7 separate regions of the Homo sapiens genome follow, and all the other regions are linked to region 2. A link is a loop called in an ENCODE intact Hi-C map of the cell type or tissue named here. Cell type or tissue: heart left ventricle. All regions are shown on one strand.

The links. Peaks named below come from ENCODE experiments on the same cell type or tissue, not always from the same donor. Only the 100,000 strongest peaks of a DNase experiment are listed, where the experiment ranks them.
Region 1: it touches region 2 in a loop (3-fold over the local background); 15 of 110 quality-filtered maps call a loop at or near these places.
Region 3: a loop joins it to region 2, with 8 times the contacts of the local background. A loop is called at or near these places in 42 of 110 quality-filtered maps.
Region 4: a loop joins it to region 2, with 11 times the contacts of the local background. A loop is called at or near these places in 61 of 110 quality-filtered maps.
Region 5: a loop joins it to region 2, with 4 times the contacts of the local background. A loop is called at or near these places in 10 of 110 quality-filtered maps.
Region 6: it touches region 2 in a loop (3-fold over the local background); 13 of 110 quality-filtered maps call a loop at or near these places.
Region 7: it touches region 2 in a loop (2.9-fold over the local background); 5 of 110 quality-filtered maps call a loop at or near these places.

Annotation. Positions count from the first base shown.
Region 1 is chr18:10,785,585-10,789,584 of GRCh38, forward strand. PIEZO2 (piezo type mechanosensitive ion channel component 2) reads right to left here. Exons shown (of 56, transcript NM_001378183.1): 15 at 3,495-3,781; 16 at 1,452-1,600. Among named protein-coding and RNA genes, the nearest start is that of MIR6788, 28 kb to the left of the region's middle. In heart left ventricle, a CTCF peak has its summit at 1,914 (motif pointing right); a DNase peak (open chromatin) is centred at 1,917.
Region 2 is chr18:10,558,485-10,562,484 of GRCh38, forward strand. No RefSeq gene overlaps it. Among named protein-coding and RNA genes, the nearest start is that of NAPG, 34 kb to the left of the region's middle. RefSeq lists enhancers at 1,518-1,577, 1,930-2,432 and a silencer at 2,008-2,302. In heart left ventricle, a CTCF peak has its summit at 2,139 (motif pointing right); a DNase peak (open chromatin) is centred at 2,194; H3K4me3 peaks cover 561 bases; H3K27ac peaks cover 480 bases.
Region 3 is chr18:11,551,228-11,555,227 of GRCh38, forward strand. No RefSeq gene overlaps it. Among named protein-coding and RNA genes, the nearest start is that of SLC35G4, 56 kb to the right of the region's middle. In heart left ventricle, CTCF peaks have their summits at 2,303 (motif pointing left) and 2,508; no DNase peak of the experiment used is centred here.
Region 4 is chr18:11,152,440-11,156,439 of GRCh38, forward strand. No RefSeq gene overlaps it. Among named protein-coding and RNA genes, the nearest start is that of PIEZO2, 4.9 kb to the left of the region's middle. In heart left ventricle, a CTCF peak has its summit at 2,133 (motif pointing left); no DNase peak of the experiment used is centred here; H3K27me3 peaks cover 1,588 bases.
Region 5 is chr18:10,712,878-10,716,877 of GRCh38, forward strand. It overlaps PIEZO2 (piezo type mechanosensitive ion channel component 2), which reads right to left. Exons shown (of 56, transcript NM_001378183.1): 38 at 2,773-2,939; 39 at 1,887-2,053. Among named protein-coding and RNA genes, the nearest start is that of MIR6788, 45 kb to the right of the region's middle. In heart left ventricle, no CTCF peak of the experiment used is centred here; no DNase peak of the experiment used is centred here.
Region 6 is chr18:11,033,380-11,037,379 of GRCh38, forward strand. All of the region lies in intron 2 of PIEZO2 (piezo type mechanosensitive ion channel component 2), which reads right to left. Among named protein-coding and RNA genes, the nearest start is that of PIEZO2, 110 kb to the right of the region's middle. RefSeq lists an enhancer at 1,746-1,805. In heart left ventricle, no CTCF peak of the experiment used is centred here; no DNase peak of the experiment used is centred here.
Region 7 is chr18:10,660,219-10,664,218 of GRCh38, forward strand. It overlaps LOC101927410 (a long non-coding RNA gene), which reads left to right and starts at 1,715. Exons shown (of 3, transcript NR_110777.1): 1 at 1,715-1,962; 2 at 3,103-3,356; 3 at 3,606-4,000. In heart left ventricle, no CTCF peak of the experiment used is centred here; no DNase peak of the experiment used is centred here.

The DNA of each region.
Region 1 (4,000 bases), 230 kb after region 2:
GAACCAATAAATGGTACAACTGTCTACCCTGCGCAAACTGAGAAGTCAGACGCCTCCTGTGTTCTTTTCTTTCATATCTCATTCATCCACATTTCCTTCAGCATCCTAAAGCACCTCTTGAATTGCCCACTCCTGTTATCCGTCTCTGCCTCCACCAAATCTAGGGGAAGCTCCCATCATTTCTCACAGGACCGCTGCTGCTGCCTACTAACTAGTCTCCTTGTTTCTACTCCCACACATCGCTTTTTCTCAGCTAGTCAAGGGATCTTTAAAGATTGGAAAATTCCACCAAGAATAAAATACAAATAATGCTACCTACAAGCCATGCACATCCCAGCTGCCTGCCTGAATTCTCCCCACTCTTCGCTGTCCACTCACCCCCTGTCTTCAGTTCCTCTTATGAACTGTGCCAAACTCTGACTTGCCTCAGGACCTTTGCATGTGCTGTTCCCTCTGCCTGAAATGTCCTTCCACACCCCAGACTCCAACTCACACACTTTTCCTAAGACAAGCTTCTTCTAATGCTTCAACTGTAGTTTAAACCAGCTCCTCAGCAAAGCCCGTGCCAGTCACTCATTTATAGTTCCCCCTTACTCACTGCCTCAGCCTGTTGTCTGTTTCCTTCACAGACCTGTCACAAAGTATAATAGACTTATTTTACACTAAATAGTTTTGTTTGTCTCCTCTGCTAGAATATAAGATCTACAGGGCTTAGATTTTGTCTGTCTTGTTCCCTGTCATATTCCAGGCACAAAACAGTGTCAGCACATGGACAGCATTTAATAAATGCTTATTGTATAGACACTTCAGCTGTGTTGGTGTAGTTACACAGTTATCTTTCCCTTCTAAGGGACAGAGACTTTTAAGGGACTTCCCTTCTCAGCCACATCAATATATTCAGCTCAAAACCCAATGCTGGCTGGATTTCCAAACTAATTTCAGAAGTTTACAGAAGAAAATTAGAGAAGGATAGAGCACTATCTCCCACATGCACAGGAACACCATCTCATCATCACAAGTCTATGAGCACTTGGAGAAATTTATTTCTTTTTGGCGCTAAATACTCCTTAGAATCTAAGCACCCAGCAACATAAATGAGCAAAGTCTGCTACTTTATGTTATAAGTGCATGAACTTACTTAAGAACTGAAGAACTGAGCTCCAATGTGGAGGGCAGAAAGCACGACTAAGTGTTAGGTGTGTTTCACATGAAACTAACATTAGAAAATGTCATTTCATTAAAATTCTGAAAATTCATGGAGTGCCTATTATGTTCTAAGCTAAGGGCTAAGTAAAGAGAACACAAAAACGACTCAGTTTTAATTTCTATTATTGAGGAACTTATAGACATTGATGACATCATGCTTTACTAAAATCTTCCTTAAAGATGCTTTGAACAATATGCATTCAAGTCTTCATCTTGTTCATCATTTTCAACTCAAAATCACTTACTTTTCTTTTTTCAGTCCAGTCATATTTTGCCACAGGCCTGGGAAGTTCTCAAACTGATATGTGTATATAAAGATAAGCACCAGCATAGTGTAAATAACCACTGACATCCAAAAATATTTTAGAATTTTCCTCCACCATTCATAGTGCACCTGCAAATCAGACATTGAAAAAAAAAAATGAGAAAAAATCACTTTTAGGAAAACTCACAAAAATATTTGGTTTAATTCAAGTAAGACAAGTGATACATTTACAAGTGTCTGAAAATAAAGTCTATTTCATTTCTAGTTTTTAATGTTCCGTGTCTATCACAGTGGAGTGGTCCTGGGTTAGAACCCCAGTTTTATAAATGATTGCTAACTGTGTGGGGAAGAGGCTGAACCTTCCATAAGTGCCTATTTTGCAGGGTTGCTACGAGGATGAAATAGATATTGCTTATGGGTTCCTGCAAGCTATCTGGCCCATAGGGGGCGCTCAAGGAACAGTAGGGTAGGTGCTGCTGTCATTGTGGTTATCATTGCTCAGAGAAAACCACATCCATTTTGAAATTGAAAGCAATATTGTATGAATGAAAATGTGAACCAACCACAGAAAAAAGACATCTCGTTTTACCGTAAGCTGTGGATATTCATTAGAGAACATCCATCCTGAATTTTTAAGAGTATTCAAAAGTTCACTGATTTCTTTTGAGATTTTTTTATCTTAACATATTATGTACTCTTGTTTATTGTAGTTCCTTTATTTGTTTTGTTGGCTACCTGCAAGATATTTTACTCTTTCATGTGTTTCTATTATTGGGTTCTCTTTTATCATCAGTTAAAAGTGAGTCTGTGGAGAAGTAACTCATTTTAATGTATCTCATATATTAACTTATTTTAATGAATGAAATTCTTTTAATTAATGAAATATGAAAGCAGTCAATGCACTATACATATATATATATGTACACAAAGAGCAGGCACATGCCACACATATATCTTTTTCTGACCCTAAAGCCTGAAATGCAAAAGTATACCTAGGAATACTCTACGACTTCAGATTATCCAGCTTTTAAATTACTATTTTAAAATATAATTCAATTTTTACAGGCCAGGTGCGGTGGCTCATGCCTGTAATCCCAGAACTCTGGAAGGCCGAGGAGGGCAGATCGCTTGAAGCCAGGAGTTTGAAACCAGCCTGGCCAACATGGTGAAACCCCGTCTCTACTAAAAATACAAACATTAGCTGGAGGTGTTGGCACACACTTGGAATCCCAGCTACTTGGGAGGCTGAGGCATGAGAATTCCTTGAAACTGGGAGGCAGAGATTGCAGTGAGCAATGAGCAGAGATCACGCCACTACACTCCAGCCTAAGGGACAGAGCAAGACCCTGTCTCAAAAAAAAAAAAAGAAAGAAAGGAAGGAAGGAAGGAAGGAAGGAAGGAAGGAAGGAAGGAAGGAAGGAAGAAATAGAAATGTAATTCAATTTTACAGATTTTTTTTGATCAATAATTTTTGGAAAACCTATGTATGAACTTTTTCCTGATTTTTCAACAACCTAAAATTTTTATTTTTACTTTTTTTAGAGATGGCATCTTAATCTGTTGCCCAGCTGGAGTGCAGTGGTACAAGCATAGCTCACTGCAGCCTTGACCTCCTGGGATCAAGTGATCCTCCTGCCTTGGTCTACCAAGAAGCTAGGACTACAGGTGTGCCACCACAACTGGCTAATTTTTTAATTTAAGAAAATGTTTTGTAGAGACAAGGTTTCAGTATTTTGCCCAGGTTGGTTTGGAACTCCTGGCCTCAAGCAGTCCTCCTCCCTTGCCTCCCAAAGTGCTGAAATTACAGGCATGAGCCACTGCACCCAGCCCTGAAATTCTGAAATAGTAAACAAGTTGAAGACAGTCATTTCCCATTTTAGGATTCTTGGGATACGATGTTTGAATCTTGCCAATCACTTTATCCATGTTCATGAGATTCTAGTGATTTAAAATCTCTGCAGAGGTAGCTCATGTATACTCCTGGGAGAGATGTGAGAATTAAAATGGTCAACTGTGTACCTACCTGGTATAGGGCCACACAGAACAGGAACAGCACCATGTAGATGATTTTGTACATTACGATTTTACCCTCGAAGCTGACGAAGAAGAACATGCCTCCGCAGACGTAGATCCAGTACTTGATGAACATGGCCACCACCAGATTGCCCAGGACTTTCATGATGTCCTGCTCATCTTCTTCTTCAGCTTCCTCTTGCTCTACCTTCTTTCTCTCTTGCTTCTCTTCCTTCGCTTCCTCTTCTTCCTCCTCTTTGGGCTCTCCTTCCACTTGTATATCTTGAAGTTCCTCATCTTCAAATAGAAAACTGTGCTGTTATACTTAGCTGGTTATCTGTGCAGACCACACTTTGACCATGTGATAGGTATAGGATGTAGAGGCATGCATTTTCTAAGTTATTGTATAATTTGGATGATTTTAGACTATTCTCATAAACTCAGCAACATTTATAACTAGATTAAAAGTCAATTTTCATAACCTTCTCAAAATATAGTTTACAAGAAAATAAATTT
Region 2 (4,000 bases):
ACATGAGGCTCCTCACACCTCAGTCCTTGTTCTTGCGGTGAGCATGGGCTGAGAGTCTCCATATGGACAGAGTGGCAAGCTGTGACCTCTGGCCCACAGGGACTCACTGGCCACCAGACCCTGGCTCTGTCCCCATCCTCTCAGCTCCTTACCTCCTCCATGTGCCTTGTAGACAGCTACAGGAGAGACAGAAAATTCACAGGCACAGATTGCTCTGATGGTCACCAGAAATTCCAGTGAGAATAGGGACAGGATGACAGAAGTTACTTGACAAGTGGAAATCAGCGTGGCCCAGGCATCTGGAGGGAGTTCCCTGACATCTCTGAGCTGCACAGCCACCTGGTCCAGGACATGCACGTACATGTTCCCCAAGTGAGCTAGAATGGTAGGGGTGCCAAAAGTTTCCAGAAGCTGCTGGTAATCCATCCTGGTCCGGGTGACTCCAGCCGGCAGTGACCCTGGAGTTAGGGGGTGCTCTACAGCCAGGCTGGCTACATGATTTGCAGGGCCCAGTGCAAAATGAACATGCAGGAAATGCAGAGACCTCCCTCTGCAGTCACTCTGTTGACCTGCCATGGTGTTTTTCGTTTGCTATTCCATGTCTTGCTTCAGGAACAGACCTGCGTGGGTGTGTGGACCCATGCCTTGTGACGTGGCACAAGGTGTGCATCCAGCCCAACCCTCCCTGTGCCCATCTCTGATGGGGAGTGCAGCTGCACTTTCTGGGCAGGGTCGGGGAGTGGGCTGCCAATGGCCCATTATTGGATGGACCCTGCAGGAGGATGCAGCCTCCACTGTCCCATCAGACTTAGCTTACAAAACATAAATTCTAAGATAGTTGTTGAGAACTTCAAGACATCCCCACGTGCAGGGCCTTCAGAGTGTGGGCCTTGTACATTTGCACTGGCCACCTGCCTGTGGAGCTACCGGGACTCCAGCACAAGGTGTCTGAGCCAGACTTCAGCATGTGGAAGCCAGGTGTCAGGGGCTTCAGGTGAGGCATGAATGGCCCCCTCTGGCATGCAGCTTTCATGTCTAGATGTGCACCTGGGAGCCCCTTGCACCCCTGACCCTGGCTTTTATTCCATCCTGGAGGAGTTTGCCATGGGCTGTGAGGATCTTAGATCCAAGGTCCACCCTGGGAGGGTGGCAAGGGTTCTCACAGGCCACGCAGTCATTTGCTGAGGCCTTTGAGGTTCTTTACTGAGGAATCAACAGAGGCAGATAACATTTCCTATGCTGACACGGGTCCCTTGTCACAGTTGAGCGTGCTTGAATTATTAAGCTCAGAGATTCCCCCTGGGAGTGAGGGGAGGACACCATTGTGGGGAGCAGGGGGAGGCTTAAGGAAGCCCAGGATGTTCTCAGGCTGCAGTAGCAAACCCTGAGACCCCATAAGAGTGCATAGGAAAGGCTGCTGAAGTTAGAGCCCAAGTTCATCCAGACATCTCTGACTCGCCTCTGAGCAGCTGTGACCTGGCGTGCCTGTGTCCACAGGCTTCCTTGTTCAGCCCTTGCTCTCTAAAGTACAGGGCATGTTTGGCTTGGTGACGACGCCACAGGCTGTCCATGTTGCCCTCTTGAAATGCCCCCTCACCCTGCCCCTCCCCAGCCTAGGCTGTGTGTCCAGCAGCAGCCATGAGCCCCCTGCTTACAGACGGAATGAAGGAAACAGGGCAGAGAGGGCACATTGCAAGTCTGTGGAGAAGCAGCCACAAGGGGTGCGACATGAGTAGATCACAGAACAGAAGGGAAACAGAGAGTGAGGGAAGGTGAGATGGAGGGAAGCCAGCAGCCCACGTGAGAAACGGGCAGGGAGGGAGGGAAGATGGTGGAACCCAGTTAGGTCTGTCCCGAAGCCTTGAGGGGGCTTTCCTGGGAGGGAGCTTAGCCGGGGCGTCCCCTGGGAGGTGCTTGTGCCTGGTGAGCTCTCGGGGCGGTGAGGCCCTCTCGTTGTCAGGGTCTTCTCCAGAGCGCTTCCCTGGCATCGGAGCTTATAACCACCTCATGCTGCCTTCCACTAGCAAACGTTTTTGGAATGGAACGAACACGTTTATTTGCAATTTATTCCCCGCCTTCCCTCTGTTTTTGGCATAAGAAACAATTCAGGTTTATCAAGGAGAGTCCAGGGTCAGAATTTTTCTAACCACCAGGTGGCGCAGAGCAAGCTTACAGATTCCAGAGCAGGGAGAAAGCTGGTCCTGACTAAAGCACCAGGGCCCACTGCGACCAAGACTTTACGCGGACCAATCCCAAGCCTACTACCCTACCGACAGAGAGTGAGGATAAATTATAGAATTGGTGCATAGGATTTGCGCTTACCGATCAGATGAAAACTTGCAGCCAGGGTGTGTTCTTTGAAGTACACATGCATGTACACAGACACTCGGCGTGCAAATGCTTATTCTATTCACCCCTTGTCCCTTTCCTGGCCCTGAGCCGTGACAAAATGACATGGTGGATAACAGCTGTTCTGAGTGTGGCTGAGGCTCTGTCCTGGGCACTGCTTCTCTAGGGCGGTTCTCTGTGTGGTCTGTTCTTTCACTGCCCATCATTGAGCATCCCTGGCCCTACTCAGGAAATACTCATGGCATCCCTCAAGAACCATGATAAGCCAAAAATGTCCTCACACGTGTGCAGGGGCTGCACCCTGGGTTGGGGTATTGTCCCCTCCTGGGAACCACAGACAGATTTGAAAATGCAAGATCCCTCTTTTTCACCCCTCTGCCGTAAACACTTAGGAAATGTCTGCACACACCATCATAGATCTGCGCTGTCCTATGGGATAGCCAGCTGTTAGGATTTCAGTTAATTAAAATGAAAAATAAAATACAGTTCCCTTCTTTGGTCACACTAGCCATATTTCAAATGCTCCATAGCGCCATGTGGCTACTGGCTACCATTTTGGACAGTGCACACATACACAGAAGGCATCTCTATCACTGCAGAAAGTTCTATTGGATAGCCCTGGTCTGGAATATTCTTTTGAGGCACATCTAAGCACTGTTTTAGCCCCAAGCCACAGAACCCTGCATTAGAGGACCCAGTGCAGGAGTGTCTGACAAACCAACCCTGGCAATTTAGCAGCCACAGCACTCAGAGGACCCCTTCCCCCCACAGGTCATGTAGGATGGAGGTCTGCTCTGAAGCTCTGGAAGCAGCTCTTACCGGTCACCCCTCATTTGTCTGCCTCTCTCTGAGTCCTGGAATCCTACACAGGCTACATCAGGGTGTGTATTGTCTGGGCCCCCAAGCAACCTGTCATCTTTTTTGTCTGACTGACTGGATTTATTCTCTCCTCCTTGAAAGTTCACAATGTCACCGAAAGACAAAGTCCTTGGCTCTTTTTTCCCTTTCCAACTAGATTATTGGAGTAGAGGAAGGTTTTCCTAGTTTAGCTTCCCAGAGACATTCAAAAGTTTCTGATAGGAATACCCGCTACTGGCCGGGCGCGGTGGCTCACACCTGTAATCCCAGCACTTTGGGAGGCCGAGGCGGGCAGATCAAGAGGTCAGAAGATCGAGACCATCCTGGCTAACACAGTGAAACCCCGTCTCTACTAAAAATACGAAAAAATTAGCCAGGCATAGTGGCGGGCACCTGTAGTCCCAGCTACTCAGGAGGCTGAGGCAGGAGAATGGTGTGAACCCGGGAGGCGGAACTTGCAGTGAGCTGAGGTCACGCCACTGCATTCCAGCCTGGGTGACAGAGCCAGACTCCGTCTTAAAAAAAAAAAGAAAAAGAAAAATACCCCCTGCCCTACCCTACCCTCCTCTGAGTTACACAGAGATCGTTAGGCAGTAAGTGCTTGGAAGCAGGGAGGCATGAAGGTTCCTCAGTAAAACACTGTGGGAGTTGCCTTCAGGATATCCACCACCCTGCCCAGACAGGCTTTGCTGCTCCCAGTAACAATGATATGTAAGCGATTAGTGCACAGAGAAAGAGCGAGAGGGGGAGATGGATTTGCACTAGAAGCTCCACAGGTGAAGGTATGAGCCTT
Region 3 (4,000 bases), 990 kb after region 2:
TTCATTGCTTTCTTTCCACTGGACTTTATCCCATTTAGAAGTGCCTCCTGATACCTTTGCAGATGCTGAAGCTCCTCTGCATCATTTAGGTCCCCGTTGGGGTCTATCTCTGGGAACTCTTCCTAGGCATAATGCCAGACATCTCTTGTACCATCTGGCACATTGTTCTCTAGCCATTGGAGGGCTGCTAGAGTCACTCTCCTTTGCTCCTCTGTGTTGAACAGTGTTAAAAGGAGCTGTTGGCAGTCTGACCAGGTGGGGTTATGGGTCAGAAAAATGGATCTCATCAAGTCTATGAGGGCTTGAGTCTTTTCCGTATAGGAGGGAGTATGTTGTTTCCAATTTAGGAGGTCTGTGGCAGAGAAGGGCTGGTAGATGAAAATCTGCTGCCCTACTTGAACCTGGCCTTGCTCATCATGATAAATTTGTGCTCAAGTCTCATGGAGGGGCATTTGTAAGGCTCGGGTGTGGCCAGACTGGAGGTGGCCCACTGCGTCACTTTGCTTTTCCTCCTTAACTTTTACAGGCAAAGGCTCGGATTCTCCCCTGTGGGGTGATGGTTGAGACTCACTTTCCTCTGAGCCTGATTCCTCAAGGGCCATTTGCTCCATGCCTTGTCTTAGCTCTAAGAAGGATGGATATATCAGAGCATAAGGGGGAGGAAATTCCCTATCCTCTGGAGGAGCTTGTAGAACCAGCTTTTCCTAACTCTCCTGTTGCCTTTTCTTTTTTCCGAGGTTCTAAGCGTAATTGATTTTTCAGCTGCCTTAGGCTCAGCCTGGACCACCAAGGCTTTACAATAGGTTACCAGACAGGGCTGAAGCCATTTGGGGTGAGTCTAGACTACGTTTAACCAGGAGTCAATGTATGGAAACTGATCTGGGTGCTCAGGCTGTCCTCCAACTCCGGTTACTACCCTGAACACATGGCCAATTGCTTCCCTATCTATTGTTCCTTCAGCTGGCCACCCGACATTAAAAGAAGGCCATTTTAATTCACAAAGAGTTTTCAATCTTTGCAGGGGTCAGTTGAACTCCATAATCTCCACCAAAACCTTTCTTGAAATTCTTTAACATACACTCCAACGGACTAGGTTTTGATGCTTTTCTTCCCATTTCCACTCTTGCGACGCAAGAGTACACCTGGCAGTCCAAGCCTGAAGCCCTGAGTGCCTGGATCTGCTGGTGAACAGTGGGGCTGAAGTGGAAGCCACAGAGTGGCAGGGGGGCTGAACAGCCTTGCATCTAGCCACAGAGATGGAGGAGCTGGGGTTTGTCACCCATTTGGTCACCAAGTTCTGGGCCAACGTGAATGCTCACACCTTTGCAGGAAACAAACCCCTGCACCTGGCAGCTGGACTGGGGTCCCTGACTCTCCCCTTCCTCCTTCTGAAGGTTGGTGCTGACATCAATGCTGAGAACAAGGAGCCCGTGTGCCCACTGCTCTCACCCGCTCCTCTGATAGCGACTCCGACTCTGAGGGGCCTGAGAAGGACACCCAAAGCAGCTTGCAGGGCCACGCGCCTCTTGACCTCACAGCACCAAAGTGAAGACCTTGCTGCTAAATGCCGCTCAGAACACCACGGAGCTGCCCCTGACCCCACCCAGCCCTGCAGGGCCAGATAGTAAATATTTTTGGTTTTGCAAGTCACACCTTCTGTGTCACAACCATTCGACTCTACCCTTGTAGCACAGAAGCGGCACCCAGGGATGATAGGTCAACAAATGCCTGTGGCTGTGTTCCAAAAATTTTTATATATAAAATCAGCGGTGGCTACCATACTGTAGTTTTGACCCCTAAACTTATAGTATAAAGGTATTAGATGAAGCCAAGAAGAATGTTTCTGACAGGAACAGTCACAAGAAGCAGAAGGCAAAAAAAAAATGTATATTGATAGTTAAAATTAGCATGTAGAATCTCTAAAAAATGCTTGCAAATCAACAAGGTTTTTTTCTACAGAACTTATCAGAGCTTTTCAAAATACTAAAATGCTTTGTGATGCTTCAAAGACTCTACAGATTTACCCAAAGTTAGTGCACCTCGGTGCGTCTCTGCTGAGGCTAAACCATGCCACCCTTCAGGACATCCCACCAAGTGGATCTTTCCAGCCTCCCCTTATTTCAATGTTTCATGGCTTTCCTTTCTACATAAACAGTATCCACTATCACTTAGGTCAGTGAGGTTTGGAGCTACATTTCATAGTCCCTGATTCAAACGCCAATAGAACTACTAATAGGAGCTTAAAGACTTGCAGCCACTTCTGGATAGAGGGAGATAATGGGAAGGTAGAGCCATCTACAGGAGACATGTGGTACTGCACAACAAGAGCCGTGAGGAGCAGGTGGGCAAAGGGACTGAAAAATGCATCACAGCACCTGGTAGAAATGGCTCTACGCCCTCTTTATTTAACATAGAGATTTAGCAACGAGGGCAGGGTTTTCAAGAGCAGACCTTTTGTTTTTGTTTGATGGGGTTGGGTGGAGAGACGTGGTCTTGACCACAATTTATGTTATGACAACATGTGTGAAGAAGAGAGGATATTTAAAGTAGGTGTTTCCTTTGCAGGCTTGAATGGGCATTCGACTTATACACAAAAGTGCACCCATTTTCAGTGTTTCCATATCAGCACCAATGTCATTTAACTGTAAGATTCTTTTTACCATAAACACTTGGGATGCTCAATGGTTTAAAGGACATTCTACACAAAAGTTTGAAAGCTCTTAATTACAGCAACTAAAACCTCACAATGGTTTTCTAGATATGTCTTTTGTGTAGTATTTTGAAAAATGGATTTTTCTTCCAAAGAGGTTAGGACAATAGCATTTATGCCATAAGAACTCTGTTTTTTTGGACCACATTTTGTGATAAAAAGCAAATGAGCTTTGCATTTAGGAGCTCCAGGAAATCCTTGTTGCCCTTAGAAATCTGCCCCCTCACCCCGACAAAGGGCCAGACAGCTTGGAGGTAGGGAATATCCCCCTCCATAGGCTCACCAAGACGTGCAGCTGGCTGTATGTTCTTTACTGATGTCCTGTGAGCCCTTAAGGTATTTCAACAAGGAGCATCTTGATTTTCTGTGGATTTATGGAAGAAAATGTATCTCTCCAAATGTGTATAGTAGTTCCTCCTTATCTGCAGGGAATAGTTCCAAGACCCCCAGTGAATGCCTAATACTGCAGATAGTACACAACACTATATATGCTATATATTTTTTTACTATACATGCATATATACATACCAGAAATACAGTTTAATTTATAAACTGGGCACCATACGTGATTAACAACCATAACTACTAATAAAATAGAACAATTAAGACAATAGGCTGTAATAAAAGTCATGTGACTGTGGCCTCCCTTTCTCTCTCTCAAAATATCTTACTGTTCTGCACTCACCCTTCCTGTGGTAATGTGAGATGATACGGTGCCTACGGGATGACATGAAGTGAGGCGAATGGAGACATTTTGACATATTGTTAGGCTACTACTGCCCTCCTGATGATACATCAGGGAGAGGATCACCTGCTTCACATGGCCCCAGAGCATCGCACCATGACAACGTATTTTTTGCTGGGTGTCAGGAGCAGACGATGCTGATGTTTGGGGATCCTGGAGAATTGAAGGGTTTTTCTTTTTTGTTTTTTTGTTGTGTTATTTTATTTATTTTTTTTTTTTGCCAAGACCTGCTGGAAGAACATTGCAATCAGATGTTGTGTCTTTATTTTCAATTCATCAAAGTGTTGCTGCAGAGATTATAATTCTTCAGTGAGAATATGAGTAATTTTAACACTGCATTCCATCCTAAGATATGCCATAATTTGGTTCTTTAATGTCTGTGCAATTTGAAACACTTCAGCACACTTCGATTATGTCCATATTGCTGGTTCTGCTTCATTTCTTCATCTTTCTCTGCAGACGACTCAACAAATTCTTCCAAATCCTCATTTGTTAACACTTCTTGATGTCCTTCAATATCTTCTGCCACTTCAGCAAGCATGTCA
Region 4 (4,000 bases), 590 kb after region 2:
TTGCCCAGGCTGGAGTGCAATGGCACAATCTCAGATCACTGCAACCTCCGCCTCCCAGGTTCAAGTGATTCTCTTGCCTCAGCCTCCCAGGTAGCTGAGAATACAGGCGCACACCACCACGCCTGGCTAATTTTTGTATTTTTAGTAGATACAGGGTTTTGCCATGTTGGCCAAGCTGGTCTCGAACTCCTGAACTCAGGTGATCCAGCCGCTTTAGCCTCCCAAAGTGCTGGGATTACCGGGGTGAACCACCGCACCTGGCCCTAGCTTTTATCTTTTCTAAATTTGGTTTACTGTTGCACTGATTGACAAAATCATTCAGAAACTCGATCTTTGTCCCAAACACTAATTTGTTTGTATCATGCTTACTAGGAAAACACAGATAATGTGTTTAGCCCTGTGTCATGTTTAGCTCTATGTCTGTTATTCTCTGGGATACTTTGTTAGCTTCCTTTGAAAGATCTCAGAGATGGATATTGTCCCAAATGGGAACTTTACAAAACAATGTCTCCCACAAGGAATATAAAGTTTGTCAACCTGGCATTTTCTTCCTTCAGTGAAATCTGCCAAAATCCATTGATGCCATCCAGCCTGTGGAGAATGTGGTACCTCTTACCAACTTAATTAAGGAGAATATCTTCTAGCATTGGTCACATGTGTTTTTCTTACATATATGTTAACTAAAAAATTTAAATATATATATATTTCTAGTTCTCATTTATAATTATCATTGTGTCATAAGGCACAATATTTATTTGGAAGTTATTTTTGTTAGAAGCCACAGAGATTTTGGCTCTTATTCTTAAGAAAACTTGGAAGCTGAATGGCTTTCTTCTTTTTGCTAATATATGCTGAGGTTGTACATTTTTAAAAAGCTATCAATTTAATGTTTACAGCAGAAGTATTTTCGAAGTCTCCAAATTCCAAAGACCTAGACAACTTCTAATAATGTGCAGGAGACATGGTCTGCTCATACTTCTGCTAAAGAAGTTATCCCTCATCAGAGCAACGCACAGTGAAATTCACTGTCTCTGACATCTGGCCCTTTGGTGGAATCTTCCTGCTAAGCCTACGTAAAATGTATACTGTAGCCTTAACTGCAGTTTGTGAATTGTAATATGGATGCCGAATCTGAAGCACACTGCTGATTTGTATCTGTAGTTCAAAAACCTTGAAAACGCAGCTAACCGACATGTCTATGGGCCTTATCTTTCCAACTAGATTGGAGGATATGAGGACATGGATAAAATTTCATCTATAAAGCAGAATATAAAGCAAAATATTGTTTCCAAGTGAATCATATTCTACTTACACACTTCCATTACACACACACACAGAGGCATGTGCACACAATCTCACACACACATATACACACTCACCCATAACCACATCAGATATATCTCATATAAAAATAAAAGGACCATGTAAACTTGTATTTGGTTTTTGGAGGTAAACACATAAAGGAAGAGATTCCGATTTGTGGGGAGGATGCTCTGCTGAAGTTGGTGACTTGCCTTGGGCACCACAGGCACCCAGGTGGCCAATGCTAAAACATGGAAACCACCATTCATTATTTACAGCCAACATTGTGAGCAGATTTTTATCTAGCAGTTGTCTATCTGCTGTCTGTGTATTTGTTGCTGAAGCCTTTGAAGAGGCTGCTGGTTGTAATATCATTTTTTCAGAAAGGCTTATCATGCTATAAGAAGACTTATGGAAGGGAGCTGGAATTTGGAGGATAATTTTGCAATGAAATTGTAGTAAGTCAAAGCAAGTTACTAACCAAAAAAAATTACAGGTTTTTTTTCTTTACTTGTAACCACTGAGATAAAAAAATTCAACTTGTCCATGTCCTAAATAGATATTTATTAGTTAATGAATCATAATTTGGATTCTAGCTGTGTTTGTAACTGCATCTGGATCTCTGCAATGGTCATAGAAATGTTAATATTCTTAATAAGCTTAGGTGACTTTCATTCATTGGTTTTATTGAGATTTCGAATATGTGTATGGATATGCGTGTGTACAAGTTTTGAAATAAGCTATTTCTAGTTCTAACACTAGCCTATAACTAATTGGATCCCATCCAATGATTACAGTTAACTAGTTTGAAGCTTTGTTCACTTATTCTCCTGCAGTGCCACCTTTTGGCTAGAAGTATATTGAAAAAATACAAGTACTTCTAGCAGAAAGCATGCAATTAGCCACAATCAACAAACAAACATTGATTATAGCCCATGTTGCAGGCTGATGGGCTCAGAAATACAGCAGTGGGCAGAACCAGCATAGCCACTGCCTTCATAAGGTCACCATCCAGCAATGAAAGACAGACATTAACCAACTATGTATAAATAATGAAGAAAATAATACATGCCTGCAAAGAACTCTGAAGAAGTATTGGGCCTTAGGGGAGAGTATAAATGGTAAACCCAACCTCCTCTGGGGGAGGCACAGGAGGACAGATCCCTTGAGAAGGAGATGTATGTCACATCTTGAAGGGTGAGTGTAGATTCACCAGAATGTAAGCTCCAAGTGGGCAGGGACTTTGTTGTTCATGGCTGTATCCCCAGGACCTAAAAGAGCATGGGGCCCATAGTACAGACGGCATAATATTTGTTGACTGAATAAAGGAGTTACCTAGGTGAGAAGAGAAGGAATAATGTTCCCAGGCAGAAAGAACAGATGACATCCCAGAGGCAGCAGAGAGTACTATGTGTTAAAGGATTTAAGAGCAGTTCACAGGAAATTTCCATATTCCATCAACTGGACGTCCCACACAGCTTAAACCGTTTGCCAGGTCATATGGTTTCCAATTTATGGGCTTCTCTATTTTCCATTAAATTGAAACAGTAGTAAACACTTAAGTACAAGCAAAACAACCGACATAGGCAGTCATAGATCACAGGAATAAGGACTGTCACACAGGAAACCTGGAGTTCGCTGTCTTTAGTGTCCTGTCTTCATGCTGCTGTTCGCTTCTCAGATGGGAGACTCAAAGTGCACTGGCAGGAAGTCAAGAGACTTGGGACATTTCAGTTCTGGCAACCTCTTGCTGAAATGTTGCTAAATAAATTGCTTGACCTTTCTGGGTTTTGTGGGTTTTCCCACTTTGGGGTTTTTGTGTGCTCAATCTGCTTTCTTTTAAATCTTTGTACAGGCAGAGCAAATGTGTAGATGCCTTCTGGGCCTGCAGCAATACTGTAGCCAGTGAGATGCAATTCCTCGGGCCAAGAGCACATTCCTGTGATCCACTTACTCCTCTGTAAATGGAGGGCATTGGCGGGCATGAGCAAATGCTTAGCCACACTCCTGAAACAGGAAAGCAGACCTTGAGGGTGAACTTCCTGACTGAAAAGCTTTTCTCCGTAGGTCAGTGTGACACTTTCTCTGGCTTGCCCAGTGACAAGATAAACATCATGGGTTCATCTAAGATTCTTTCAGGTCCTTCAGACAAGAGTTTTGCTTGTTCATATTGGGATGTGAGTACATGGCCCCTGTATTACGGTTCTCTAGAGGGACAGAAAAAATAGGATAGATGTATATATGAAGCGGAGTTTATTAAGGAATGTTGACTCACACAATCACAAGGTGAGGTCCCACAATAGGCTGTCTGCAAGCTGATGAGCAAGAAAGCCAGTCCGAGTCCCAAAAGCTCAAAAGCAGGGAAGCCGACAGTGCAGTCTTCAGTCTGTGTTTGAAGGTCCAAGAGTCCCAAAGCTGAAGAACTTGGAGTCCGATGTTCTAGGGCAGGAAGCATCCGGCACAGGAGAAAGATATAGGCAAGGAGACCAAGCCAGTCTAGCCTTTCCACGTTCCTCTGCCTGCTTTTATTCTACCCGTGCTGGCAGCTGATTAGATGGTGCCCACCCAGATTGAGGGCGGGTCTGCCTCTCCCAGTCCACTGACTCAAATGTTACTCTCCTTTGGGAACACTCTCACAGACACACCCAGGAACAATACTTTGCATCCTTCAGTCCAATCAAGTTGACACTCAGTATTA
Region 5 (4,000 bases), 150 kb after region 2:
GAGTTTCTGTCCTAAATGTTTCTTCTTTCCATAAAAATATACAATAATAGATGAAATATCTGTGTCTTTGGAACTCATAAATAAGCAAAGATTATTAACCAATTAAAAGAAAAATATAGTCTCTTTTATTATCCCTCAAAAGACTTTAAAAGAATCAATACCTATTTTAGGGGAGCAGGCAGGGATACACCCATGCACAGTGTTATCTGCACGAATATTACTTCTAAATCAATCTAGGCATGAATATATATATTTTAAATTAGGCTTAGCATACATCTTATTTTAAAACTTGGATTTTTACTAAATATATGTATATATTTTACTGTGTATATATATCACAAAGATCTTTTCATACCAATAAATATGGATCTGCCTCAATAATAATTATTGGGTAGCAAAATAATTGGCATAATTAGAGAGGCTCAAATACAGGAATGCAGCAACAGTTAATTAGCACTTTAGGGCAAAACTTTTTGGTTTTTTTTTTACCCACATTCCTCACTCAGTTTGTAATTCCAACATCCAGTTGTCTATTTTGGGTTTGATATCAATAAAATGGTCTCAGCTCCGTCTCCTATTTCATCTGGAAATATATCCAGCATTTGTGAAGGACAAATACTTTTCCAGGTCATTAGTGCCTCGCTCTAAAGTGTGACTCTAAAGCCATCCAGGAGTTTCTGACCAGCAGTCAGAGACACCAGTCTCTACTGTCCTCCCCAGGGCAAGCATTTTAGGAGGGAATGGCCTTATCTCAGTTCTTCCTAGGCTCAAACCATTTAGGGGATTACTCTTATCTTTATATGCCTCTCCCAGAATAGAGCCCAGGGCTTGGCACAGAATAGCTGATACTCAACATGTTTAATGAAAAACATAAAACATGAATGTTCTCAGTGATACAATTCTTTACCCATGAAGGTGGCTATAAGGTGTAATTCATTTGGTCTAGCGCTTCACCCTAACAAGGCGATTTTTCCTCCTAAGACAGGGACTTCTGCTTTAATTTAGAATCTAGCTCTGTACAATTGTTATCAGCTATCTAGAACACTGTGATGCAAAGAATTCTGAGGCTTTTCTGGGACAGGCAGTAAGTTGGTCTGCGGTGCAGGAAGAGGCAATGAGAGACAGCATACTAGGGTGGTTGAGAGCTTGGGTTCTGAGCTAAACCACATGATTTTGGATTGCGGGTCCGCTTTTATATACATCCTAGCTGTGTGACTTTGGGTATGTTTCTTAATCTCCCTGTAACCGAATTCTGTCTTTGCAAAACAGGGATAATAATAGCATGCATCTCGTAGGGTCTTAGAGGATAAAATGAGGTAACCCAGGTACAGTGCTTAGTGCTGGCCCCTGGCGAACCCATTAGTACTGTGTCATCTGACAATCCTGTTGTGAAACAATGCATACAATAGTAAACTCAGAGAAGATGGAAGCTAACAGAATACTTTTTGGGAATTTTTATCATAAAACTTAAGGTAACAATTCTGAAGGGAAAGATCAAGGATAGCAACAGAAGTAGAAGACCCTAATGTAGAAGACACTGTGGATCGGCTATCTTGAAAGGCACTAAAGATGTCCCACAAATAATAACTTTGGGGTTGGGAGGGATCATTCTTCCTTGCCTCCAGCCTGGAAATCTCTATACTGTGCCTTTGGGTCACACAGGTATAGCTAATAGTGTCTTATTGATATCTGCTTTTATTTGGTTCCTTCTAGGTGAGGACAATGTTCCTTATAGTTTGTTGTACAGATGGCGACAGCTGGAAGAGGGTGGGGGTCCATGCATGGTTTTGATGAACTTTCACCTCACACATTCATTTCTTATATTTGATGACATCCACCTCATTTACCTTTGTCAAAAGTAAACCCATTGTTAGAAAGTGAAATACCTGGAGATACTGTCATGTGAATCTAAACTATCCATCCTGTGGGCTGTCTGTGCACCTGAAGCAGCTCCGGGATGCTCGTCAATGGTGTCCAGTCCCGACTCTCTGGAAAGGTTCATGATGTGGTTCTGATAGTACATGTGGATGCTCTCCCGAGTTGGAACATTGCCCTGAGGAGAATGAGACATTGCCACAGTTCTTATGGAGGCATCTACCTGTATAGCCACCTGGCATTTCTCAACACAGACAGCTTTTCATACCCATGCATGCCTGGATAAGGATTAGGACCATGCTAGGCAAGTGGGGATTGATGTCGACTCATTTCATAAGTGGTTTCCAACATTACTAGGTAGATCTAAGTAAATGTCTTCTTATAGGTAGATAATTTTGCCAAATCATAGTAACCTTTCAAGATATGAACTATTATTTTAAAATACAGTCTTTAAACCATATATTTTGTTATTCTGCGTATGTCCTACTTTTTATTATAAAAAAGTTTTAGATCAAACTTTCCAGACTTCAGTGATCAGGTGGGAGAAAACAAACACCACTTTCTACACTTTCTAGACTAAAACTATAATTCTCTATTAGATATAGGGATATAGAACAAGGCAAAGTCTGTACACCTGCAAACTGTGGTGAGGGGAGGGATAGGATGAATAAAGTTGCCATTCTGTGACGTGTGTGTGTGTAGGTGCATGTGCATGACATTTAATTATTTTAATTCTTAGTGTGGAATAGATTTAAATATACAGAAAAGCAAAGGGGTTATGCCACAACTGCCTGGAAAGAAAGGGCTTTGTCTTATCCTACCTGGAGTTTTGGACATTGACTTTTAATGTCTTCTTAATGTGGGAAGGAGCAAAAAGAATTACACCAGCAGTGTTACCTTCTTAATTTCTCTGGTCAGCATGCATCGTTCAATTCTCAGAACTGTAGATATATCAATATGCTCCCTTGAAATGGAGTTAAGCCAAGTAGTGAAACTGTCCACTGTTGCCAGAAATAGGACCCAGGTAAATTTCAAAATATTAAATATCCTCTTGATGATATTATCTAGGAGGAAGAAAGGCAACAAGATGTTAAAGGAACAAAATACCATTGATTTTACTTTTGTGTAGCCCAGCGATGTTTTACCAAAGCTGGACCTGGCTCTTGGCCCGTGCATCTAATAAGGCATGTGACTCAGATACTCATGACGCACGGAGGAGAGCTGCCATGCAGGAAGCTTTTGTGGGGCTTTGCACACACGCAGTGGCAGACCAAATCAGGATAGAACTTGTAATCTTTAGTGGAAACAGAAAGCAGGGCGGCTCCCTGTGCAGCTGACCCTTGAACATGGGTTTGGACAGCGTGGATCCACTCTACGCGTGGATTGTTTTCAGTAAAAGTTACTCCAAATGTGCCTGCCTCTTCTGTTTCCCCTTCCACCTTCTCTCCTCCACCTCTGCTGCCTCTGCCACCCCTAATACAGAAAAACCAACCCCTCTTCTTCCTCCTCCTCCTCAACCCACTCAAGGGAAGGACGATGAGGATGAGAGCTTTATGATGGTCCACTTCCATTTACTGAATAGGAACTATATTTTCTTTCTGATTTTCTTCATGACATTTTCTCTAGCTTCCTTATATAATATGTGTATATAGTGACATCTGATGTTCTGTGTGACAATTTCCCACCTGTGCTGTCACTACCCTGGTGACACCCAAACCTCAAAACCATGTCACACCTAACAGTCTTCCATGAGGTACATTTAAGAAGCAAGGAAAAGAGCGGGTATCTTTTGCTGAGCAAGGAGGCACAGGAAGAGAACGGCCGCTGCTTGAAGCTGAATGAAGTGAGTCGCTGTGGCCGCTGAACAGGAGATGCCACGAGCACCTATGTTTCCCTCTCCGCCCCTCCTCACATCCTTTATAAAATCTCAAGCAAGGTATGTATTTCTCACAATCATTCAGATAGAGCCTCTAGCTGCTCTGTGTAGACATAAAGGGGAAGCTTGGCTCTGGAGGATGAAAGGCTTGGAGTTACACCCATCAATGAACTTTAGGAGCTCCTTATATTTTCGACATGTATTTTCTCATACCCACAATTGTTTTCTTAGAAATGATGAAGGTGAACA
Region 6 (4,000 bases), 470 kb after region 2:
CACCTAAGGCAGACACGCCCCTGGATTTGTGTGAACATTCTATCTGTCATGGATTTGTATTTAGACTGTGATTAATGTCAAAGTTAGCATAATGTTGATTTAGAGAAAGTGACATTTTGCCATGTTTTTTACAGAATTGCCTCCAAGACACACTTAAGGAACGCATTCCATGACACATGTTTGACTCCTGGAAAACTTCTCTGATGCTGAATGTCAAAATACTGCATTTCACTGAAAAAAGCTAGTCTGAAAACATAAACCATATAACGAGTCAGACATATATAGCACATGCCAGAAATGAAGCACTTTCTGTCATGTGAACCAGTCATACCAAGAGTATAAATATTGCTCTCAAAACAGTCGCTCTCGGAGGAAGTCAAAATTTGATTTAAAATTGGTATCCGACCGAACAAGCTTGGGATGCTCAACATAATGGAGTGCATAATCACGGACTGCTAAGAATGTGCAAAGCTGACAGTCACGTTTTTTCCTAACTTTCCACCAAAAATATTATCTTCAGACTTTACCGGGTTGGTTTATAACTTTAATACCTGAAAAACTTATACGAGCTAATGTTGTGCTGATTTGAAACTGAAGGGGAAAAAAACCCTCAGATTTAAAAAAAAATTCGACAGTCTTTAAAAGTCCAAAAGCTCTGGCTGGACTTCGTTAGTGGCCTCTTCTCACCCAATGCTGTGTGTGCGAATTCCCAAGGGACGCTAGTGCTCGTCGTACCTGTCTTTGTACACTTCTTCAATAAATTCTTATTGTGCTGCTCCTCTCTCCAAAATAGTTCAGTCAGAAGTTTTAATTTACTCCATTCTGACTGAAACAGAAGCAACGTTATTTTCTCTATTAAAAAATGGGTGAGAAGGAGGGAAGTCTATTTACTGATTAAATGTATCATTTCTTTTCTTTTCTTTTTTTTTTCTTTTTGGCGGCGTCTAGCTCTGTCGCCCAGGCTGGAGTGCAATGGTGCGATCTCGGCTCACTGCAAGCTCCGCCTCCCAGGTTCACGCCATTCTGCCTTAGCCTCCTGAGTAGCTGGGACTACAGGCGCCCGCCACCACGCCAGGCTAATTTTTTTGTATTTTTAGTAGAGATGGGGTTTCGCCGTGTTAGCCAGGATGGTCTCGATCTCCTGACCTCGTGATCTGCCCGCCTCGGCCTCCCAAAGTGCTGGGATTACAGGCGTGAGCCACGCGCCTGGCTAAATGTAACATTTCTTAGTCTTGTCTTCACTTAGTCTTATCCTCCTACCACTACCTATTAGTGGAACTAAAACAAACACGTAGGGTTTTGTGTGCGTAAAAAACTCTCCCAGAGGCTGGGTGCTGTGGCTGTAGTCCCAGCTACTCGGGAGACTGAGGCAGGAGAATCGCTTCAACCTGGGAGGTGGAGGTTGCAGTGAGCCAAGACCGCGCCATTGCACTCCAGCCTGGGCAACAGAGCGAGACTCCGTCTCAAACAAAAACAAACAAACAAACAAAAACCTCTCCCAGAATCAAGTATCCAGCACTCATAATCGTTTTAAAATTGTGTATCATGTGTTCACCAGATCCCAACTTCCTGACTGCCAGACAGGTTCCTTTTCCACCAACGTTAGGAATGAGTCAGAAGGTAACTCAAGGTCTTCTCAGCCTGCAGAGCAAAGCAGAAGCAACCCCAGTTCCCAAATGCATGGCAAGCTCATTCACTTTCGAAATCAATTTATTACAGAGTGTGTAGAAGGGGATGGAGCTGAGGGCTGCTTCTGACTCCTGAGATGGTTTGGATACTGTCCTCTCTCCAATTTCTTGTTGAAATGTGATCCCCAATATTGGACATGGGGCCTGGTGGGAGGTGTTTGGTCCCAGCAGTAATGAGAGAGTTCTTGCTCTGTTAGTTCACGGAGAGCTGGTTGTTTAAAAAGCCTGGCACCTTCTCTCTCTCTCCCTCTCTCTCTCTCTCTCTCTTTCTCTCTCTCTCATTCCCTCTCTCACCATGCAACAGGCTTGCCCCCTCCTTGCCTTCCACAATGAGTAAAAGCTTCCTGAGGTCTTGACCAGAAGAACGCCAGTGCCGTGCTTGCACAGCCTGCAGGACCATGAGTTAAATAAACCTGTTTCCTTTACATATCTCCCAGCCTCAGATATTCCTTTAGAGCAATGCAAAATGGGCTAACACAACTCCTCTTGCCAGCAGGGGACACATGCAATTTACTTGGCAGCTACCACACAAAGAGGATCTGCAGGCTAATTATCAGGAAATAGAAAAAACAGCAGAGACCTCTAATATGCATAGGAAGTCACTCTTATCCCTGAAGAATGGACACAGAGGGTTGGAAAGTGTGATTATGATGATGAAATTATTATTCCACAAAACTACCTCTGGGAAGATGAGCTAAACAGGTGCAGCACATATTTGTAAATAAGCCAACTCCTAAAATAATATGAAACTCTGACTCTTAAAGCCCATGGGTGTCTCCCCTAATGAACAGCAAATAATATCTGTACTCCAAATACTTGTCAGAGGAATGAACTCCAAATCTCTGCCACTTCCTATGTTTGCTTGTTAGCAAGAAGTCCACACCTGGAACATGCTTGAAGCACAGGTGCTCAGTTGGGGCACACCTTGGAGTCACCTGGGATCTGTCAATACAAGCAAGGCCTCTGTCCCTCATCCAGAGAATCTGACCTAATTAGAGGCCCAGGTCACAGTTCATAGGAGATTCTAATGTGCCTGCAGTACTGAGAACCCCTTGGCCTAAAGCAAATGAAGCCCTTTGTTCCCTTGGAGTTCCTAAATTGTATCTTATGCCTAAGGTAAGCAGGAAAATAGCTTTGGTTATTTTACTTGCTGAAGAGGTTATAAGAATGTGGTTTCACAGCATCTCACTGTGTCCTCTTCCTGGGAATGAATAAGCAGAATTGATTCCAAGCCATAACGTTAAGAATTGCTACACTGCTGAAAAACCTAATGTTTTTCATCTTAGGGACTCTGAATTCTGTACATAACTATTTCCCTCTTTGACTTGGCTGCTAAAACACTTGGAATTTCTGGCAACCCCACCTCCCCCGGTAAAGCTGCAAGACTTTGGGTATTAATTTTATCCCTGGATATATCTTTATTCGTATGCTGTGCTCTGTGTTATGCTGCATATATTTTTGTAAGCAACCTTACATTCTGTGGAATAAAATAAGATATAAATAAAGAAATCAAATATTTATATTTAATATAAAATATATACATATTTTATTTTATATAAACTCTGACAGACTTTTGCAGGCACTGAATAATTAAAACTGGTTTCACCAATGTAACCGATATGGCTCTACTGAGTTTGTGTTATGCGATAAATTTGGAGAAAGTATCATTAAAATCATAATAAAATTGAATTACTTTGATATCTCCTTGATACTGAATTATTCTCCTCATGGGTAAGTATCTGCATGCCAAACCAGGTCACACACTGACAGTTGTTATGTCCTGTGATTGAGAGTGATGTGTTAAAATCCCGTAATTATATTGCAATAGATATAAACTCCACGTGGACCCAGGCACTTCATACTTGCAGTCAGAATTTTTTTTTCTTATTTGTGTGCGTGTGTTTGCATGTGTGTGTGTGACAGAGCGAGACTCTGTCGCCCAGGTTGGAGTGCAATGGCACGATCTCGGCTCACTGCAACCTCCACCTCTGGGTTCAAGTGAGTCTCCTGGCTCAGCCTCCTGAGTAGCTGGGATTACAGACACCCACCACTGCACCTGGCTAATTTTTGTATTTTTGTAGTAGAGACGGGGTTTCACCATGTCGGCCAGTCAGAACTTTTTAAAGCATCCTTCGCCTCTAGCTTATAAAACAGAAAAGTACAGTATGGAATTCGTTTTGCAACACTTATTACAGAGAAAGTTATATGTTTACCCCAACAGTGTATTATCCCAACTTAAAAGATGTATCCTAGAAATTGTATGCCACGTAAGAGGAGAGAAGAAACAGAAATGAAAACGTTTATTGTTAATG
Region 7 (4,000 bases), 100 kb after region 2:
GTCCCTGGGGGTGATGATTTATGTTTACACTTCCCCTTGATTCTTTGGCTCAATTCCCTTCTGGAGTGCCTGTGGAGCCTAATCAACTCTGGTGCTCTCTATGCCCCGAACCTAGCTTGGGAAGGGGACTTGATTAGGCTCTTAGGGCGACTGTGGTCTGCAAGGGCCACGCTGTGGCAGAGCCCTCTGTCTGCCTGTTCTGCAGAGGGGCCCTGTTTTCCATGTAGGAACTCATATCAGAGGTCTTTTCTCTGTTTTCCTGGTTGTTTTTTCTTCCTTCCTTCCCTTCCCTCTCTTTTTCCCTTGTTCCCTCCCTCCCTCACTGTCTTTGTCTCTTTCTTTTCTTTCATTTTATGGGCTAATTGTCCCAAGGGCAGCAAAACAGAAACTGCTGGCTACGAATCTGCTGTGGGGCTCAGGGCAACGTGACGGATGGTGTGAGATGCAGTCATCGGCAAGGTTCATTAATAGTTCACTGCTTTGCATCAGCCTGGTTGCCACGATACAGCATCATTCATAATTTAGAATTGCTGGTGTGCCTTCTGTAATGTATTATGACTGTGTTAGGAAGGCCTGGCCCCAAAAGCTCCCGGCATATGTGCCAGTGGCCTCAGAGGTCAGACTCTGGGCGGCTCCTCTGGGCCGGGAGAGTAGAATGTTAACCGAGGCCCTGGGAATCAGGGGAGGGAACCCTGCAACTTCCCTCAGCTTACTGTGCCTCTGGTTTGCATAAAGCTTCCTCCATGAGATGGAACAAAATTCATGGAAATAACATTTTCCCAGAAAGAAACTTGGCTGTGACTGAGATGTCATTTTGATTAAAAATGTCAAAAGATAAATGAATTACAAAAAAATAGCTAACAGAGGAAACCCAATTTTATGTAGTAAAATTTTCATTTTCTATATTCCCACACCAGGAGGTATAGTTATGATTTAGCATTGTTTTAGACTTGGTAAAAGGACTTTATACTTTCTAACTTTAGAGACCACTGCATCCTATAGACAGTCAGGCGGCTTTCCAGGCACTCTTCCTGGGTGATGTGCCTGCCTAGGGGGCTGCAGTTTTCCCTACTCTCACCTTGTCATTTACTCACTCGTTTCCCTCCCATATATCAAAACTGTCTCCCAGAGGCAATCCACCCCTTACCGTAACTTCAAGGCAATGTGCTACCTTTCCTGGTGCTTGCGTTTAGGCATTCTCTCTAGTAGCTAAGGATAGCAAATTTATTTTTTCTTCTCAAAATCCTTTTGGGTGTAACACAGTGGGAGGGGAATGATCTTGGGTGAGGTGTGAGACTTAGTGTTCCTGAATGTATGCCAAGTAGGTGACTCACTGCTTTTGCTAGTAAGCTTAGAGGCCAGGCCAGGGGCCACTAGTTTTGCTTCATTTAATATCATTTATTAATGAGGCCAACCAGATATTTCCAATTATTTGTCACTTGGCTCTGAGCTATTGGCCATCATTTTTAAAAGGCTGCAAATATTCTTTGCATTTCTCAACAAACTCGACCTAGTTTTCTCATTAGGCATTTGACCTACACCTGAGAAGGTGTAAATGATCAGGAAGTGAAAGTAAAGGAAATGAATATGTGGCTTCCATGTCTGGAGCTTTAGTTTCTCAGTGTCTCAGCACCCCTTTTTGGAGTGGTGAGGAGAAGCAGAAGCCTTTGGGGCCTGGCACAGGGAATGGCCATCCTGGCTGGGAGAGAGAGGGAGAATCAGTGCTTACTGAGCATCCTCCACAAGATAGCAAGGTATCTTAGATATGGAGAGATGTAGCGGGGATCCTGCAGAGAGTAGTGTGGGAGAGGAGTGCCCTCAGGCCTCCCTGATGTCAGAACCATCTGCACAGGCTAAACAGAGATCGATTCTTGGACCTTGTCCCTGTATCAGAGTCTCAGGGCCTGAGCCATGAGGATTCAGCATCTCCAAGATGTTCAGCCTGAGTGAGTTCGCAAACAGGCAAGCAAGATAATGGGGGCTTGGAGGGGGAAATCATGACACTGGTATTGGGGCTATTGAGTTTGAGGTGCCAATGGGTTATCAATCTAGAGTCCCTGGAGCTGCCTGCCAGGGGCAAGAGGGAATTAAATCTGCTGGCATGGATGAAATTTATCATTGATGGTGACATGCATCACCCATGAAGTGACCTTGGTAGGAGAGACAGAGCCATCAGGGGAAAGATGAATCCTTGGGGCAGCTTTCAGTGCCAATGTTAAGTACCTCTCAAAGGGTGACTTCATATTTTGGGTGCACAGGAGTCCGGAGGAGCAGATCTGGCTGAGTTGGATGATGACTTATTTAGAACCTGGGGCTGCTCTCAGGCTACTTTCGAGGGAGAGCTCACATTAATTGACCCTCCACTGAGAGCCAGGCCGTTTACACACATTCTGCGACCCTTAGACTCATCAGCGTCTGAGTTTCCCCAGGCCAGCTCTGAGTATGGTTTGGAGCCTGGTGAATACCCAATCTACACCCAAGGCAACCATGTCATTCAGAAGCCCAGAGCCTGATGACTGCTGAGAAGTGGAAGGGAACAGTTATATTTTACAAATGGAACTTGGCTGGGAAGGGGACAGAAACCCTGAGTCTAAGACAACTCCAGAGGGGTAGGGAGAGTCCCATCATCTTTTTGGGTTTCTACCTGGAGGCCAGATCATGTTGAAAGCCTCTTTTCCACCTCCTCCTCCACTCTGGGAAACTGAAGCTGGTTCGGCAGCATTTTCCCAATTCTACACCCTCACCCCCCACCACCAAACAACTAGCAGCTGAAACTGTCAGTGAATGAGGACAACACACACCAAAGCCAGGAAGAACATGAGGCAGGACCCATGAGGAGTAAAGACATGAACAGGCTGAGAGACTGAGGAAGGCGACAGGCATGTAGAGGACATGGCCCAGGGGCTTACAGTGGTGGACACGGGGCCACTTGGTGGGCTCCAGGTGTCTGAGGCTGCACCCAGGCACTAAGTTTGCAGGTGCAGAGAATAGAACATGGCCGCCTCTTCCAAGTCTCAACCCTGGGGGAGCCTCTCTATGGGCTGCATTACATTGCTTGATCGTGATGCAATAATGTCAACTAATTGTTCTTCTAAAATCCAGGAGTTTGCCGACTTGAGGCTCGGTGCCAGCCCATCTCTTGGAAAGCAAGCTGCCAAGCTGTGCTACAGCGCCTTTGCATGGCCACCCCACAGGCTTTTCCAGAATTCTGCTCCAGGAGCTCAGCTCTTTCGACCTTTCCTGGGACTCAAGGCACATCCTCAGCTTCTCTTCTTGAGCCCCCCACCCAACCCCTGCTCTCTAGCAGCTCTGGGGGCTGCACCAGTCTCTCCATGGACTGACAATAGAAACACCTGGTTGGTTAACTTGAGGTTTCCTGGGTGCAGTGGCGTTTCAGAAGCCCTTTCTTTCCCGACCTCAGTGTGGGCCAGAAAGTCTAGAAATTAGGGCCCAAAGCTATTGAAATACCATCAGCAATTCCCATTCCTCTTGCGTGGTCACTACCTGGGACATTTAGCTTCAGTTCCTTCCTTTTGAGTAAAGGGTTTTAAATTAACATTTAGTGTTAGCTGTAAATATTTTTTTTCTCCCTACTTCCTACCAAGGGAGAAAATGCCCATGAGGAAGATGGACTCATCTTGAGGAAGATGCCCATGCTGCAGACGTGGAGACATGTGAGATAGATGAGGCCGGCACACTCCCCACATCCTGGAGAAAGGCGGGAACTCACCAAATCCCAACCCCTTAGCCTTTCGGATCCCGCAGTCGGGCCTGAGGTGCAGAGCTGGGCTTGAGGCAGGGGCTTTGCTAAGAGCTGCAGGAGGGCCGAGGCCCGGGAGGTGTGTCCTTGCCTGCCACGCACATTATTTTGCTGGTGTTACTGCATTGCCCAGAGGAATGAGAATTAGAAATGTGAATGTGTGCAAAGAAACACTGGGGGGAAGAAAGACTTTGGGGAAAATCTTCTCCCAACTCAAAAAATCCCCCTGAATCTCTCCAT